Regions from separate parts of the Homo sapiens genome. Here region 2 is linked to region 1. The links are chromatin loops, found by intact Hi-C in ENCODE. Cell type or tissue: gastrocnemius medialis. All regions are shown on one strand.

The links. A loop is a pair of places that touch in the nucleus more often than their neighbours do. Peaks named below come from ENCODE experiments on the same cell type or tissue, not always from the same donor. Only the 100,000 strongest peaks of a DNase experiment are listed, where the experiment ranks them.
Region 2: a loop joins it to region 1, with 7 times the contacts of the local background. A loop is called at or near these places in 7 of 110 quality-filtered maps.

The regions. Positions count from the first base shown.
Region 1 is chr6:116,970,022-116,978,021 of GRCh38, forward strand. No RefSeq gene overlaps it. Among named protein-coding and RNA genes, the nearest start is that of RFX6, 97 kb to the left of the region's middle. In gastrocnemius medialis, a CTCF peak has its summit at 2,139 (motif pointing right); DNase peaks (open chromatin) are centred at 2,150, 4,130 and 5,780; H3K27ac peaks cover 4,102 bases.
Region 2 is chr6:117,260,870-117,268,869 of GRCh38, forward strand. VGLL2 (vestigial like family member 2) reads left to right here and starts at 4,689. Exons shown (of 4, transcript NM_182645.3): 1 at 4,689-4,975; 2 at 7,313-7,622. The coding sequence starts at 4,895. It overlaps LOC105377964 (a long non-coding RNA gene), which reads right to left and starts at 4,205. Exons shown (of 2, transcript XR_942911.3): 1 at 3,706-4,205; 2 at 1,393-2,314. In gastrocnemius medialis, CTCF peaks have their summits at 4,685 and 7,479; DNase peaks (open chromatin) are centred at 3,944, 4,712 and 7,472; H3K4me3 peaks cover 4,249 bases; H3K27ac peaks cover 4,255 bases; H3K27me3 peaks cover 410 bases.

The DNA.
Region 1 (8,000 bases):
AATTTCAAACCTATACAAAAGTGAAAAAGATAGTACCACCCTCCACACACTCATCCACCCAGCTTCAACAGTTATTGACACAGGTCCAATCCTCAGTGTCTAACTTTCTCCTGTAGCATTATTTTCAAGTATATATCACACATATTATTTCATTAATAAATGTTCTAGTATGTATTCTAAAACATACTAGACTATTATTCATTAATTATATACAGATTAATATATATTTATATATACTGTTATTATATATTTATATATTTATATTAATATATAATATATATTTTATATTAATATATTATATTAATTAATATATAATATCTATTATATATAGTTCACTATATAGAATGAACATAACTATAATATTATTACTAGACTTAAAATTAACATTTCTTAATATAGAATATCCAGTAAGTGTTCAAATTCTAATGCCCTATGAATCATTGATTTTTCATAATTTGTTTGAATTAATTTCAAAGTAAGGTTCACAAATTGTGCCTCATTGATATGTATTTTAAGACATTTTAATCTACACATTTCTTCTCCAACTCTCTTTTCTTTGCAATTATTTTTGAGGAAGCCAGATTGTTTGTCCCATAGAATTTCCTTCTTCTGGATTTTACTGATTGCACCTCTGTATATTTTAATAAGTTTTTTTTTGTCCTCTGTATATTGGTATTTGAGCCTAGAGGCTTGCCAAATAGGTTGAATTTTTTAAGCAAGATTACTTTATAGGTAGTGGTGTGTTCGTCTATCAAGAGGTATCAAGAGTCTGATGATTACTCCTTTGTCCTGTTAGCAGCTGTTGATGCTCAATGCCTAAACAATTAATTCATTCATTGTGGGTTGGAAGATAATGATAGTAATGATATGCTAATTCAATAATTTCTTATGTACTTAATAACTGGACTATTCTACAGAAAAATACTTATGTTTGGTTACCCAGTGATATAGTTTGTGTAGGAAAGACAAGTTACTAATTTTTACCTTCTATTTACTAATTATCAAAATAATGAGGTGGTTCCCTAAAACCCTCCAAAAGTGACTAATTAATTTTGTTTCTAATCATGTGTCTTTAAATGACCTTTAAGGTCAGTTTTGGAATAGTTGGGTTTTGACACAATTCACAGGTTTCTACCAATTAATTATAAATTTGCTTTTCCATTATTCTTATTCCATTTTTTTCCCTTTTTTACAGTGATATGTATTTTCAACCTTTCATTTGGATAGGTATCTTTTTTCCTTCAGTGGGAAGTTACCTGTTCCTTCTCCCAAAGCCTTAAATATTTATTTCTATTTTTTCTCTCTCTCACCCAGTCTCAAACATAAACCTACTCATTCATGCATTCATTCATTTATTTGTTCATCCATTAAACAATGCCTGTGAGTGCTAACTATGTGCCAGGCATTGTCCTGAAACAGACAAAAATTCCTTTATTATTAAAATTATATTGCAATGGGGAGGACAGGAAACATACACAAGATAAAAAAGACCTCCCACTCCTGTTTTTAATGCCATCCTCCCATTTTTGTTCCCCTTTCTTCCCAACAGCATTGTCATCAGTTTTAAAGCCTTCTGAATTATAATAATGAATGAAGCTATTTTTTTTTGTTTGGAAGTTGGCAAGAAGTTGAGATGCAGGGGAATTGGAAGGAAAAGTTTTTTGTTTTTTTTTCTGCAGTTGTGAATGTATAATACTGTGTTTCTTTATGTCGGTATGTTTATACCTAGTTGTGCCTATGTAATAACTTGGCCAATGGCTAATCAGGGAGTTTGGGGGGTCAGAAGCCAGGTCCCTGAAAATGGTATTGCAGAACAGAAAGAGACCGGTGATCACTGGTGTGCTAGATACTCTGGGGACTGGGATACAATTTTTTTGGTATTGTTAATACTTTGTTTCTCTGCCTAAACTAGCATTTCTTAAAATGATGCATATTTGAATTTCCAGGAAAGCATAAGAACTACTAATGCCCAGGACGTAGATGAATACATCAGAGTTTCTGGGGGATGGGAATGGAGACTGTTCTAAAAGGTCCCCAGGTGATTCTAATGTGTAACCAGAAATGAAAATGTGAGGCTAAACTTTCTGTTAAGTAATGACCAAATAAAGCAAGTTCTTCAATACTGTCATTAGAGGGCAGCACTGCCCCAAAAATTCAAAAATCTGACCTGTCATCCATGTCTCATTGCACTAGTTTGATAGACATTTTTTTGCATTTTAAATTAAATATCCTACTTTTATAAAACTGTACTTGGGTTCCAGAATTATCTAAGCTTTAATTGTACTTTATAATTCTATTAATTTTAAAGTAATAAAAATTTAAACTTTTAAAGTAGTTCTGATTATAACAGCAATTTCAACAAATTCAGGTCATTTCAAACTACATTAAAATTTATTTCAGTATTTATTTTAACTGATACATATCATTGCACATATTTATGGAGTACAGTATGATGTTTTGATACATGTATATATTGTGTAATGGTCAAATCAGGGTTTTCAGCATACTCATATATTTATCATTTTTGTGTGGTTAGAATATTTGAATTCATCTCTTATAGCTATTTTGAAATACAAAATATTTAACTACATTATTTTAAGCCAACATTATTTGAAACTACAGACGAACAACTCCAAAAACATTACCATAATAAATAACATTTCATTTTTGATGAAAATTGGGAGAAATATTTCAAGATTTGGCAAATAGTATTAATTTTTTAAAAAATAACATGAGTTGTCAGCATGATTGATTTCCAATCCTAGAGGTTCAAAGTGTACAAAGTTGGACAAGATCAGGAAATAATAGAAAGGAATGTATTTCATAAGCCTGTGTCAGTGTCTGAGAATAATTTGAAGATGTTTGCTGTACTGATTAGATTCGGCAGATGGGAGAATTCTTGAGTCAATAACCCAGCCTGATTTTATACAAAGATTCTCACTTCCTGAAAACTTATGAAAGGACATTATATATTTTTAAAGGCTTTACCTCCAGTCTGCATTATATATGAGTGGGGTTCCTATCATAAGATGGCAGAGAATGTAGTTGATCTAATAAAGATTAGGTTGAAAAAGTGATTATTCCCTAAACCTTTTCAGGGTGGAGAGAGTATGGGTGTCAACTTGGTGGAGTGCTGTTTGAGAAGTAGCATTAGGTTTACTTAAACATGGATTTTATGGCACCATATGGATCAAATCTTTCTTCCGTCTACTTTCACTTGTTGTCAATACATACGTTTAAAAAGTAAGAACTCTTCTAAGAACTGAAAAGTCCCACAACAGAAGTCTATTTATCAAGGGCCTCATTTTACAATGAAACTTATCTGTCTCGTTGTTCTGAGTACTGTAAAAATCTAGTTATTTAAAGAATCAATGCAGCAAACCCAGAAATAGTAACTTTTTTATATTCATATATGTATAGTCATTTGGATATAGAAACCAACTTTATACACACACGTAAACATACACACATACCCTCACCAATGGACTTTGGGCTTTAATAACATGATGTTTCTATTAAAATTTAAGTTCCATCCACACACTATGCCAAAAAGTCTCATTAATGTAAAAATGATCATTCAACAACATAGCCTCAAAATTCACAAACACTGCAGCTTTTTACTCCAGAGGTCCTTATATAGATGGGCAAGACTTCTCTTCACTGCAGATATTCCACTGCATCCTTGTAAGACTTGAACTAGACATATATAAGATTATAAACTAGTTATACCCACATTTATGTAGTAGAAATTTGTTTAAAGCACAGTGAGAAAGGCAGCAAAGACCAAAGACACCTCCCCTCTTATAAATAATATTTCTCTTCTTAGGTAAAATAGATTTGTACCTGATCTTTCTAGCGAAAATACTTTTCATCTCTAAAGATGCCAAACTGCCTGTGTTGTGCTCATTCTTCAGCGTGTATGAATGAAAACAAGATAAAACATGGTGTTAACAGATAGCAGAAGAGCCTTGCTCGTAATGGTGCAAGGACAATGAGCATTCCTAATCCCATGCTTGGAACACTCTGCTGCCCCCACATCTGCTGGTCTCCTTTCCTATAGTCATGGGAGCTATTTGGCCATTTTGCTTAAGCGCACACAAGTCAACTGATTCCCCAGTCCCTTTGCCACAGGCCTGCAAGCGTAGGATGGAAAACAATTTCAACATTCGCTGCTTGGACTGCCGCCCTTAGAAGCACATTTGTTGTTCATACATGGTCTTTTGGCTGCCTTCTTTCCCAGCCATCTGTTAAAGGAGACATTGTGCCTGCTCTGATGGGATGGTGCCACTATTTCTAAGAGACTCACAAAGTGTATGTGTCTTAACTACCTGGGCTTTACAAATTTCAAAGCACATTTACTGATTGGTATTGAATTTTAAAAGCAATGCATAATATTTGTTGGTTTGAAAAAATCATTATTAAAGACTATTTCTTAAAGCAGTTTTAGGTTAGCAGTAAATTGTGAGGAAGGTTCCCAGATATGCCAAATATCCCTTCCCCTACACATACATTTTAAAACTCTGTAGAGCTGAGAAATAAGTAAGGGCTACATTCTGTGTCCAGATAACTTGTGAAATTCCCAAAAGAACTATCCAGATCTCCTTTTAGTGGGGGCAGACAATGATATTGAATGCTGCTTTTTCCATGATTGAATGCAGGATATAAATACAGCTGTATGCATCACTGCTTTCTCCTTTCATGTGACCAGCTCTGAGAAAACAGTGACTATACACCTGTTATCCTCTTATCCTCAGGGCTACACATGTCTCATCAATTCACAGAGCTCGTTTATACACTCGGAATAGTTGATTTGTGTATCATTGATTATGCTTCAGTCCATGAGAGCCAAATTTTCATTGGCAAGCCATATTAGCACTGAGAGTTCATGTATGTGGTAATAGATTTGCTCTATGACATTCCCAAGGACTGGGATTGCCTTTCCAAAGACGGTTGGGTTGAGCTTTTTGTAGCTTTCAGCTTGTACATTTTTGAAGTTTGCCATTTCCCTTTTCAAGTTTCCGATGTGCTTTTCCCCAGATTCCTAAGCATTCCCAGGCAGAGTCTGAGCCTGTCCCCAGGTCTCTGTCAGGTTTCATCTTTCCACTGGATAGGTCATCATGTTTTGCAGCCAGCTTGTGTATCCTTCTGCACTTGGCTGATGACCATTTCACATATTGACATCTGGATCGGAAAGCAAAGCTAATTTGGGAAGCAAGACTAACAAAGCCAGCCAAATACCACCTGAATGAACTCTAGCACTGACTCAAACAATAAAAATTGTTATTGTGTGTGATTACCACCAAATTTTATCATTTCTAAGTCTTGTTCCTCCAAAATTCCAGTTAAAGTAATAATTTCTTAACTGAGACTAACACATTAAAAGAATAATCTAAAACCATGTATTTTTTTGGTAAAGGATTACCAAATTTATAGTATTGTGTTCATGCTCAGGACTAGATGATTATTATTTATCTTATATAGAAAGTAGAATCTATCATCTTTTTAACAAACAGATGTGGTAGGTGATGAAGATACATTATCTCACTTCATCCAGGGGGATTTTGTTCAGGTGATGGGTAGCTGTAAGTGAAGTGGTTGCATATTGTGTGAAGAGCAGTCCTCATGCAGAGTGCCAGGCTAGGCAGGGAAGATCTAGAAGAGGAGTAACTGGGTGGAAAGGGCAAACAGCAGAGGGAAGTTCTCATGAGCTGAACAGTGGTAATGGGATAGCAAGCAGTGAAATGAGCTCACTGACCAGTTCAGGAGAGTGTAATAGGCGCCTTGTAACTGAGGATGAGCAATCTGATCTCAGAGCCCCATGCAACAGGAAGCTATGACTGGTTCTGTGTACTGGGCTAGGGTGTGGTAATCGAGACTACTTATGATCTGTTTGTGTTCCCCCCAAACTAATATGTTAAAGCCCAATCCCCAGTGTAACGGTATTAAGAAGTGGGGCCTAATCAGGTAATTAGGTCACAAAGAGAGAGCCCTCATGAATGAAATTAATTCCCTTGTAAAAGAGCCCCCAGAGAGGTCACTGTAACTTTTTACCATAACTTCACATGTCCCTTCTGCCATGTGAAGTTACAGTGAAAAGACTGCCATTTATGAATCAGGAAATGGGTCCTCACCAGACACGGAGTCTGCCAGTGCCTTTATCTTGGACTTACCAGTATCCAGAACTGTGAGGAGTGTTTGTTGTTTCTAATCCACCCAGTTTACGGCATTTTGTTATAGCAGTTTGAATGGATTAAGACACGAATTAAGGCTTAGGCTGAATGTAGCCTAAAAAATTACATCACAGTGGGACAGAGCCTAGGAAGGCTTACGGCTGATTGCAAACCTGAGGTGTTCTAGCCTACAAATGGGTAGTTAACTGCCTCTGACAGTGAGCTCTGAGAGAGAAGCACCATGTATATCTTTCTTGTACATCATTACGTTTCCAGGGTTGAACACAGAACCTAGCACAGTCATATACTGCATAGTGATGTTTTGGTGAACTATGGACCACATAAACAAAGGACTATGGACCACATAACATGATAAAAAAGCTGAAAAATTGCTATTGCTTAGTGATGTTGTAGCCATTGTAATATCATAGTACAATGCATCACTCACACGTTTATGGTGATGCTGGTGTAAATAAACTTCCTGTGCTGACTTTTTAATAGTTATTTTACAGTGTACCCCTATTTATTAAAAAAAAAAGTTAATTGTAAAACAGCCTCAGGCAGGTCCTTCAGGAGATATTCCAGAAGGCATAATTGTCTCAGGAGATGACAGCTCTAGGCATGTTTTTGTCCTTGAAGATCTTCCAGAGGGACAGGATGTGGAGGTGGAAGACAATAATATTGATTATCCTGACCCTGTGTAGGCCTAGGCTAATGTATGTGTGTGTGCCTTAGTTTTAACAAAAAAAGTTTAGAAAGTTAAAAAAAATTAATAAAAAACTTATAAAGTTATAAAGAAAGGAAATGTGTGTTTTAAGCTAAATGTTATTACAAAAAAGTCAAAAAGGTAAATTGAAAAGTTTATAAAGTAAAAGTCACAGTAAGCTAAGGCATATTTATTATTATTTTTTAAATCTAGTGTAGCCTAAGCAGACAATGTTTATAAAGTCTACAATGATGTACAATAATGTCTTTCACATTCACTCACCTCTCACTCACTGACTCATTCAAAGCAACTTCCAGTCCTGCAAGCTTCATTCATGGAAAGTGGCCTATACAGGTGTTCCTTTTTCATCTTTTAAGGTAAGATAATTTTACCGTACCTTTTCTATGTTTAGTTATGTTTAGGTACACAAATACTTCCCATTGTGTTACACTTGTCTACAGTATTTGGTACAGTAACATGCTGTACAGATTTGTAGCCTAGGAGCAACATGCTATGTAGCCTCGGTGTGTAGTAGGCTATAGTATCTAGGTTTGCATTAGTGCATTCTATGATGTTTGCAAAATGATGAAATTGCCTAATGATGCATTTCTTCTGAGAAATGCATATCCCCATTGCTAATCAGCTCATGACTGTATATAGTAGGTGCTCCATCAATATGGTTGAACAAGTGAGGGAGTAAGAGAAAAGAGTTTTGTGTGATGGTTTGAAGAAAAGAACACTAAGAATTGCAATGGAATGGCTTTTTTTGTGTGAATGGCAGTTATTATTCCAAAAGTCCTTGGGTTAGGACCAGAGGTAAATTTGCCACAGCTTCAAAAACTTAAACTTCAGGGACCCTTGCTTGCACAGTCACTCGTTAGGATCGTGGTAGTGACTTGCTAATGAGTACATGTGTCTTCTGTTCTTGTAAAATTAATAGAAAAGAAAGACATTTTAACAACAATCGATAAGACTACTGTCTTTTTCCACTCTTAATTTGTCTGGCTCATGAATACCTTCAAGTCGTAGTATTGAAGTAGCTGGGATCCTTTTTTGAATCTGCCTACAAGGAAGTTACATTGAGGCTATATTTAGTTTTGGTTTAGCGATTTTCAGTAATTTTT
Region 2 (8,000 bases), 290 kb after region 1:
TCTACTTCCACTTTCTGAATCTGTAAATTCCTCTATCTCCCTATATCTTACAAAAGTAGTTTCACAAATATGTTAGTTGTGAGGCTTTCTCCAAACTGTGTGTCTTTAAAGAAAAGCAAATGATAGCATCAGAAATTATAAGCAATTAGAGCTACTTTTCCAGGCAAAGCAGAGATGACAGGCAATTTCTTCCTATTAAGAAATAATTGATATGTGCTCTCAGACTTAGCTATGCATGTCCAAGTATATCTTATACAATGTAAATTTCCTTCTAATTTTTTCTCTTGTGAAAATATGACAAGGCAAAACATTTGACACACATCTATTTTAAGTGTCCCTTTTTTGCTATTTGTATGTTACCATTGTTAAAGGATTGGGTCACATGAATTGAATTTGTATAATCTTATCTTTATATAACCATTTCATAGAGACTCATTAAAAAGAACTCATTTCTAAAAAGATGAATACGGTTTTAGTTATATTCCCCAGTCTTAGAAATGGGCACAAATGTTAACATGAATACAAGATAAACTAAATTCAAAAGATTGCAATTATTTCACCAAAGCTAAAGTTGACATGTACATAACATAAAAATAGGGTTTTAAATATGTAAAGAAGGAAAAGTTCAACATTCTTTTAATAATCCTCTATATGTCAATAAAAGTAACTTTATCTATTCATTTGAACTGACTATAGAAGATTTTTACCTGGAAGCACTGTTAAGAGCTACTCAAAGTTTGTATGAAAATAACTGAACCATCTTTTACTTATTTTTTTCACTAAGTCAAACTGTAATTCCTCCCCACTTAGCTTTTTAGTGAGGTTTCAGGATGCATGGATTTCTCTATTTCCCCCTTTTTTTCTTTAAAATTAAATCACCATTCAGTCCATTACTACAGTATTATTCCTAACTAACAGATCATGCCTGAAAACCCTGGCTTTTACAGAAATGTTTTTAACTAATATTGTTAACAGCTTGAATCCACAAAATCTTCTCAGCTACTCTCCCAAATCCAAACACAACTCCTGTCAGTAAAACATGAAAAAAATGAGTTTGTGGGGGAAAATCTGTGAGGTTACCATTGTGTTTATCCCCCTCGGTTGGCAACATGAAATGCCAACTCATGATTTAAATAAACCACTGGCAACGAAGGGCCTGGCTGGCTGCAAGTCAGTTCTCCAAATCAGTTCTATTCAAGTATCCTTGCTAAGCAGTGTCTTTGCGGTTTTCAGAATAAGACGACACAAGTGACAGATAGATTCAGAGATAATGAAATCAGCTAGTTTACGAAAGTGAGAGGTAAACCTTTCTGAAGAGAAAACAGGTATTTCATTGAGTTGCTATCTTGAAACATTTACTTGTGCTAAAGTAATTTAATTTCACTTATTAACTTCAAGACTAAAGGTGTCTTTATTTTCACAGTATAGATGCTGTTAGAATTGCAGAATAGAACTAGGATATTAAAAAAGAAATTTTGGTGCAATTTACTTTCATATAGCTCTTTCCTAGCAGTTCAATAAATGGCCATTAATCGATCATAAAGTGAAATTCTTTTCAAAGAGAAGTTTTGATACTCCCTCTGCCCAGTTAAGGAGTTAAAAGCCAATTCCACGCAACTGGGAACAGTTTATCTCACTGGGGGCTTCGGGCCCAAATTCAGGGACATCTGTTTGTTTTTCAGTCTCTTCTTGAGGAAGAGGACTCCAGAGGGAAGGAAAGATAATTTTCTCAACCTGTAGCCCATTCCCAAGACTCTGAATCTAAATCTAACTTCTTCAACCTTGATAATGTGCTGGTGGTTTGAATGGCTGGGAGAGTAAAGGGGATCAAATTTAGCTGTGTTTTACTTTCCGCTTCAGCGTAGAAACAAGAGGCAATCTCATGCGATTGAGAAGTACCACCCTCCTGTAAATGACAACTTTTCAGACATAGAGAAAAGACGAAACATTCTCCAATCTTTGGGACGTGTTTTAAAACTCTGGGATGTTTGTTTTTCTTCCTTCACTGTGGATTTAGGGGGAATAAAATGGTTTCCTTCCTAAATTCTAGATTGATGCTCACTGACCCAATTCCTTGTGTTCCTTCGAACTCCTGTGCAGTCCATACCCTCGCTTAGCTTCAGTGAGATTTTTAAAATTGTTTCAAGTAAGAGGAGATTGAGTAATGTGAATGTAAAGCAGCCTTAGGCAACTAGAATAATGTTCTCTTCAATTTCTTCGTCTGAGATACGCAAAATCGTTCTTCCTGTAATCCTTTCCGAAAATAACTTTCTGTTGGGCCTTGTTGGACTTGGAGAGGTTGTCATGATTTTCTCTGGAAATTGCAAATAAATAAATAAATAAAAAGGTCTTCTAGTACTATAGCCATCGTAAAATTTAAAAATGTCAAAGTGACCGGGTACTGGGAATAGGAGGTAGCTACTGGAAGGTGAGCAAGGACAAAAGCAGGGTTTCCATGCATTGGTTGGACATGCTAGTGGAGCTTGCCTTCCGCCGCTTCCCACCCACCAACCCCCATTCCCCCTGCACAACACTGCCAAGCCCAGGCTGCTCGAAAAGGAGCCGGCTTCAGCCACCGATGTTCACGCCCAGAGATGTCCAAAACGGAACCTCCGTGTCCAAGGAGGGACTGCGGGACTTGCGCGAAAGTGGGGGACCGGACCCTCCGGGGCCACACCCGCCCGCCCCGTGGAGTCCCTGGTGCGATGGTTGCGTTGACACCTGTACTCCTGCGGGCCTGGGTGAAGCCGACCCAGCAGAAAGGGTGCGCAGCAGCGGCCAGCGAGACTGGGACCTGAACTCCCCATCTCCCGCACACAGAAGAGCGTACTGTGGCTCTTTGGATGAGGGTTTCCTCTCTTGCCCCAAAGAAAATGATGATAGGTGGTTGTACCTATCTTCAGAAACGCCTAGGGAGGGCACATTGGGGTGGAGGTGGGATGGATGTTCTGCTTCACCCTTGCGCCTGGATAATCAGAAGCTCCAGAAGCTGGCAGATTTCATCCAACAGGCAGCTTGGCCCCTAAAAAGAGGCTTGCATGGAAATGTACTAGAAGAGTGTCTTTATTTTAACTTTTCATTGATTAGAAAACTTTACATAGATTACATTGTTGTTAATTAAGGAAATTGTCGAATCGCTCAAGATGGCTCACCAGTTACAAGCATTTGGAGACACGGAGCCATTTCCCATCTATAAATTGGGCAACACCAAAACTGCAACCCTAAAACAATTTGGCTTAAAATACTCACTTTTAAAACACAAATAGATCTTCAAGGGTTCATTTATTCACAGTCTTATAGCCTGAGACTCTATAAAGACTTTCTGTTGTATTTAAGCTGGGGAATAACTAGGGTTTGAAATCCATGCTGCCTCTTTCTTGAGTCTAGACTCTTAATGCTCCCAACCTGTTCCCTTGGTCCCCCCAAGTCTGGCCCGCCTCTATTCCCGTAATGCCCCTTCCGCCACCTGACCCAGCCATGGAGATAGCCTTGTCTCAATGCATTCCTAAACTTATAGAACTGAAGACTCCACTGTTACACCCCCTTTCCAGAGGGCTTGGTGGGGGGTAGGCTTGAGAAGGATGGGTAGGGTCGCAGGAAGGAGGGCGAAGCCAGCAGACCTCTCAGGGAGGGCCGGAGAGAGAAAGGGGTGAAGGTTTTATAGTTGGAGTGCATATACTTCCAGCTCTCCAAAATGAAACATACCATCGCAGCTGGTATTACCGGCTGAATAGGCAGCAAAAGACCTCTCTGTGTACGGGTCCTAGTATGCTTCTTCTTAGCGCCAACGAGTCCTTGTCCCCAAAGTTGCCAAAACTTTAAAGGACCCCGGCCAAGGAGACCCCAGCATGAAAAGCCAGACATCCGAGGCCGGGTAAAGCCTCCTGGACTCCTCGAAAGCAGCTCACACCGGGAGCAGCCGGAAGCGGGCGCGATCTATGCGAAGCTAACGGGTTCCGGTGGAGAACATCAAAGAGAAAGGAGCAGGATCGAACTTTAGAGGGGCAGAAGGGCACGGCCCAAGAGAGCAGAATTGGGGTGTGGGACAGGCGGCGGGAGGACCAGGTTAGAGGGAGCGAAAGGAAGTGGATTAGAGGACAGCGGTTACAGGTTTCAGCCACTGCCATTTCCCCGCAGAGGTAGCTCTTCTGCGCCCTGGAGGGGTACCCGGACTCCCACATCCTGTCTGCCACGACCCGGACTCCCTAGGGGATTCCAAGGGACAGCACCGTCCTCCCCATACATCATCAGGAACCGAAAGCAGAGAATTTGCCCCACCTCGGCACTTCTGGAAGCACCCACTCAACTACAGTATGAGACAAGGGCTTTCCTAAGAGACCTTTCTCCAACTTTCTTTCTCTGCGTGTATGAGCCCGGATCCCTTCGTCCCCGCCTCCTTCTCTCTCTCTCTTTCTCTCTCTCTCCTATTTTGTCCTGGGAGATTCCTACTCGCGGTGCGAAGCCTCGGATCCGCTGGGAACCGCATAGTCTCCGGCACCCTTGGCCGCATGCTTGTCAGAGGTGGGCCCCGGGAAACACACTCGCTGCCCCTCCAACAAGCGTCCCTCGCTCCCCATTGGCCCCCCGGTCCCCGCCCCCCACCGCCCCCTCCCGCTCCGCAGCCCCCGAGTGGCGTCAGCACGCCCGCCGGGCATGGGCTTTAAATGCCCACTAGCGGGAGCTCAGGCGCTTCTGCCCTGGAGCGCGGTCGGGAGTAAAATCGCAGGAGTGGGAGGGTAGCGAGCCAGCTGGATTCCGAGCCGCGGAGCGCGCTGGCTTTGCTCCGCCTGATGACTCCAGAGCGCGGGTCCAAGCGCCGCCCATGCAGCACCCCTGAGCTCCGGGGAAGGAGAGTTAATGAAAAAACACTTAACCGTCTCCGCTGCGGAGAGTCATGAGCTGTCTGGATGTTATGTACCAAGTCTATGGTCCTCCGCAGCCCTACTTCGCAGCCGCCTACACCCCCTACCACCAGGTACGTGTCTCCTCTGGGGACTTTGGGAAGGAGTGCGCGCCCCCCGTTTGCGGCGGCATGGCCTGTACGCCAAGGTCTGCTGTGCCTCCGCGCGTCTCGGGCGTCCGACCACGACCGGCGCAGCCGGGATGCGGGGATTGCCGGAGCCGCCCCCAGTTGGTAGTGCAATTAGCTAACCCCTTTAGCTCGCCTGTTTGCTCTCGGGAAGCAGCTAAGCCCTGCTAATGTGAGCCTAGGTCTTCCCTGGAATAATCAGAGGAAGATGGCACGGGCTGGATTTTCTTCTTAGGGTCTGTCGGACTCCAGATTCTTCCAAGCCAGGTGCAGGTACCAGGAAATGCAGGCAAAGCTGACGCAGGAAAAACCAAACTTTGGTCCCAATGGTGAGAGTAACAACAAAACCAAAAGCGAAGGCCAGCCAGCCTCTTTCTGAGATGCAAGGGCCGGTGTTCTCATCCCTGCAAGTTTATCTCAGGAATAATTTCTTCCGTTTCAATTCTCTGGCGACCAGGGCAATTAATTCCAGATCCAGAGAATTCATTTCAAAGAGCACCGCGCAGTTTTATAATTTTTTCCTTTGCGAAGTTCTGGGAGCATTATCCGGAGTGCGAATGACCCGGCAGAGGCGAGCCTGATAGACAATACTTTGCCTTTCTCCAGCCTGAGTAGGTGAATGGGGAAGCCCTGCTTCCAACAAACACTTTAAGAAGACCACTCAACCCGGGTTCTGCAAACTCTTCAAGTTCCATTTAATTCTGCCAGTTTCTCTTGTCTTCAGGCTGCGTCTGTTTGAACCATTTTCCTTCCATTTCCTCAGCTGAGGTAGCAGAAACTGAGGACAGTAGTGCAGGAAAAGAATGAAATCATACACCTGGGAGGCTGTAGGGGTCCCCTCCAGGTTGGAAAGTGAGAGCTTGGTCACCTGCTTTGGGGAAATTGAAATACACCCCAATGCCCCAGTGGATGCTTTTGCTAATTTTGCCTGCAAATTTAAAATGTCTATTCGAAAATTTCCCGATAAATTAATGATGGACCGGATAGGGTTCACTTTTTGTTTTCTTACCTCCTCTTCTCTTTTAAACTTCACAACTTGCAGTTTGTTTTGCCTCAGTGTTAATTTTAAGAATCACCAGAGTTCCTCTTGTAGGGAAGGTGGCATTTAGGAAGTGGTGATATTGCTAAATCTTACATCGTTTTGTCCCCAATTATTTCAAACCTTTTGGCTCCAGCTTCTGAAATGTACTTCTTCCCAGGGTGGGACTATGGCAAGCAAAGAGGAGAGAGGTGGATTGGTTTTCTGACTGGCCCTTTCTTCTCCCAGACCCCGAACCAATCTATTGCATGAAGATCTCTGTTCATTTTTGTATGACTCGGGCCGCCTCTTCAAGGCCATCTCTGCCTGCAGAATGCTTTAACACTTCATTCAGTCCATTGCTCATTTCTAAGAAAATGTTCACAGAAGCTGCGCCTGCTTTTTAAAATCACTATGAGACATGCCGATTTACCCCACCTCACAGCCAGGATCTTAACTTTCTTCTGTCTGCTCCTTTTTATCATTTCCTCAATGTGTGTGGAGATGATGGGGGTGGAAATACTCGTAATCCACTGGTCTTTCGTTATTAAAGAGAAGATCTGTTTAAAAACTGATATAGGGATAATAAAAAAAAAATCAACTTGCATTTATTAAAATGATCCGTGTTTCCCCAGTCATGTTACCCCAGATTTTTACCCCACACAATTCATTACTAAATGTAATTATTTCAAACTTTTTGTGGCATTTCTTCCTTTACATTCCTGTTGCTTTCCTTCACACATTCCTAGTTTCAGGGAGTGGATTTTGTAGGGGTAGGGGGTTGCCCCCCGCTCCTATTTCATCAGGAGGATGTTTATCCTGTATCCTGTGCTTCTGCCCTGGATTCTCAGGCAAGGAACAGTCAGGCTCTATCTGGACTTGGGTGCCCTTTACCCTTGGAGTCTGATTTTAAAAATATATCTGCCCTGAGCCCAGCTATGAGGTCAAACTCAGCTCTAAACCTAGCTGCTTAGGTGTCTCCTGAAACCTTCACCCAGACATTTTAGGAGAAATTTTCTAGGAGTCAGAGGGACCAAGGACAGCAATCTTCCTTTAAGGAAGCCCGTCCTTGCTTGGGTGCAGGTTGGGAGGCCTGCTAACTATGTTGCCCCGCTATTGCTAGTTTTATGCTAACAGCACAAGGCTTAAGCCCATATGCCAGTTTCCCCATAAATACCTTAGAGATTAGGATGAGGGAATCAGTCTGAACCGAATTTGCCATCGCTTTTGAAATTGATATCTCTGTTCTTTCTCTCTCTGAACAGAAACTAGCCTATTATTCCAAAATGCAGGAAGCGCAGGAGTGCAATGCCAGCCCCAGCAGCAGTGGCAGCGGCAGCTCCTCATTTTCCAGCCAAACCCCAGCCAGTATAAAAGAGGAAGAAGGCAGCCCAGAGAAAGAGCGCCCACCAGAGGCAGAGTACATCAACTCCCGCTGCGTCCTCTTCACTTATTTCCAGGGGGACATCAGCTCCGTGGTGGATGAACATTTCAGCAGGGCCCTGAGCCAACCCAGCAGCTACTCTCCTAGCTGTACCAGCAGCAAAGCACCAAGGAGCTCTGGGCCCTGGCGAGGTGAGTATAGGGCCCTGCTGGGAAGGACCCATAGGGGGTCCTCTCAGCCTGGGGTTCACCTACAGGAGCCTAAAAACATGCAGCTGAAAAGAATATTAGGTGTCAGAGAAGGTGTGCAGAGGAGCATTTGGAAAGGGTAAGGAAAACGCAGGGGTAAAGGGCATGGATATAAGAAAAAACTCCTTGGAAAAAACACTATCCTTGGAATTGGAAGACCTAGGTTTGTGTGTTGGTTCCACCACTTCCTAGCAATATAACCTTGGGCAAGTCTCAACCTCTTTGAGGTCACTCTATTTACTGCTCTCTTAAAGTAGAATAACACTTACCCTCCTAACCCCAGAGAAGGCTGTAAGACTCCAACAAGAAAATGGATGCAAA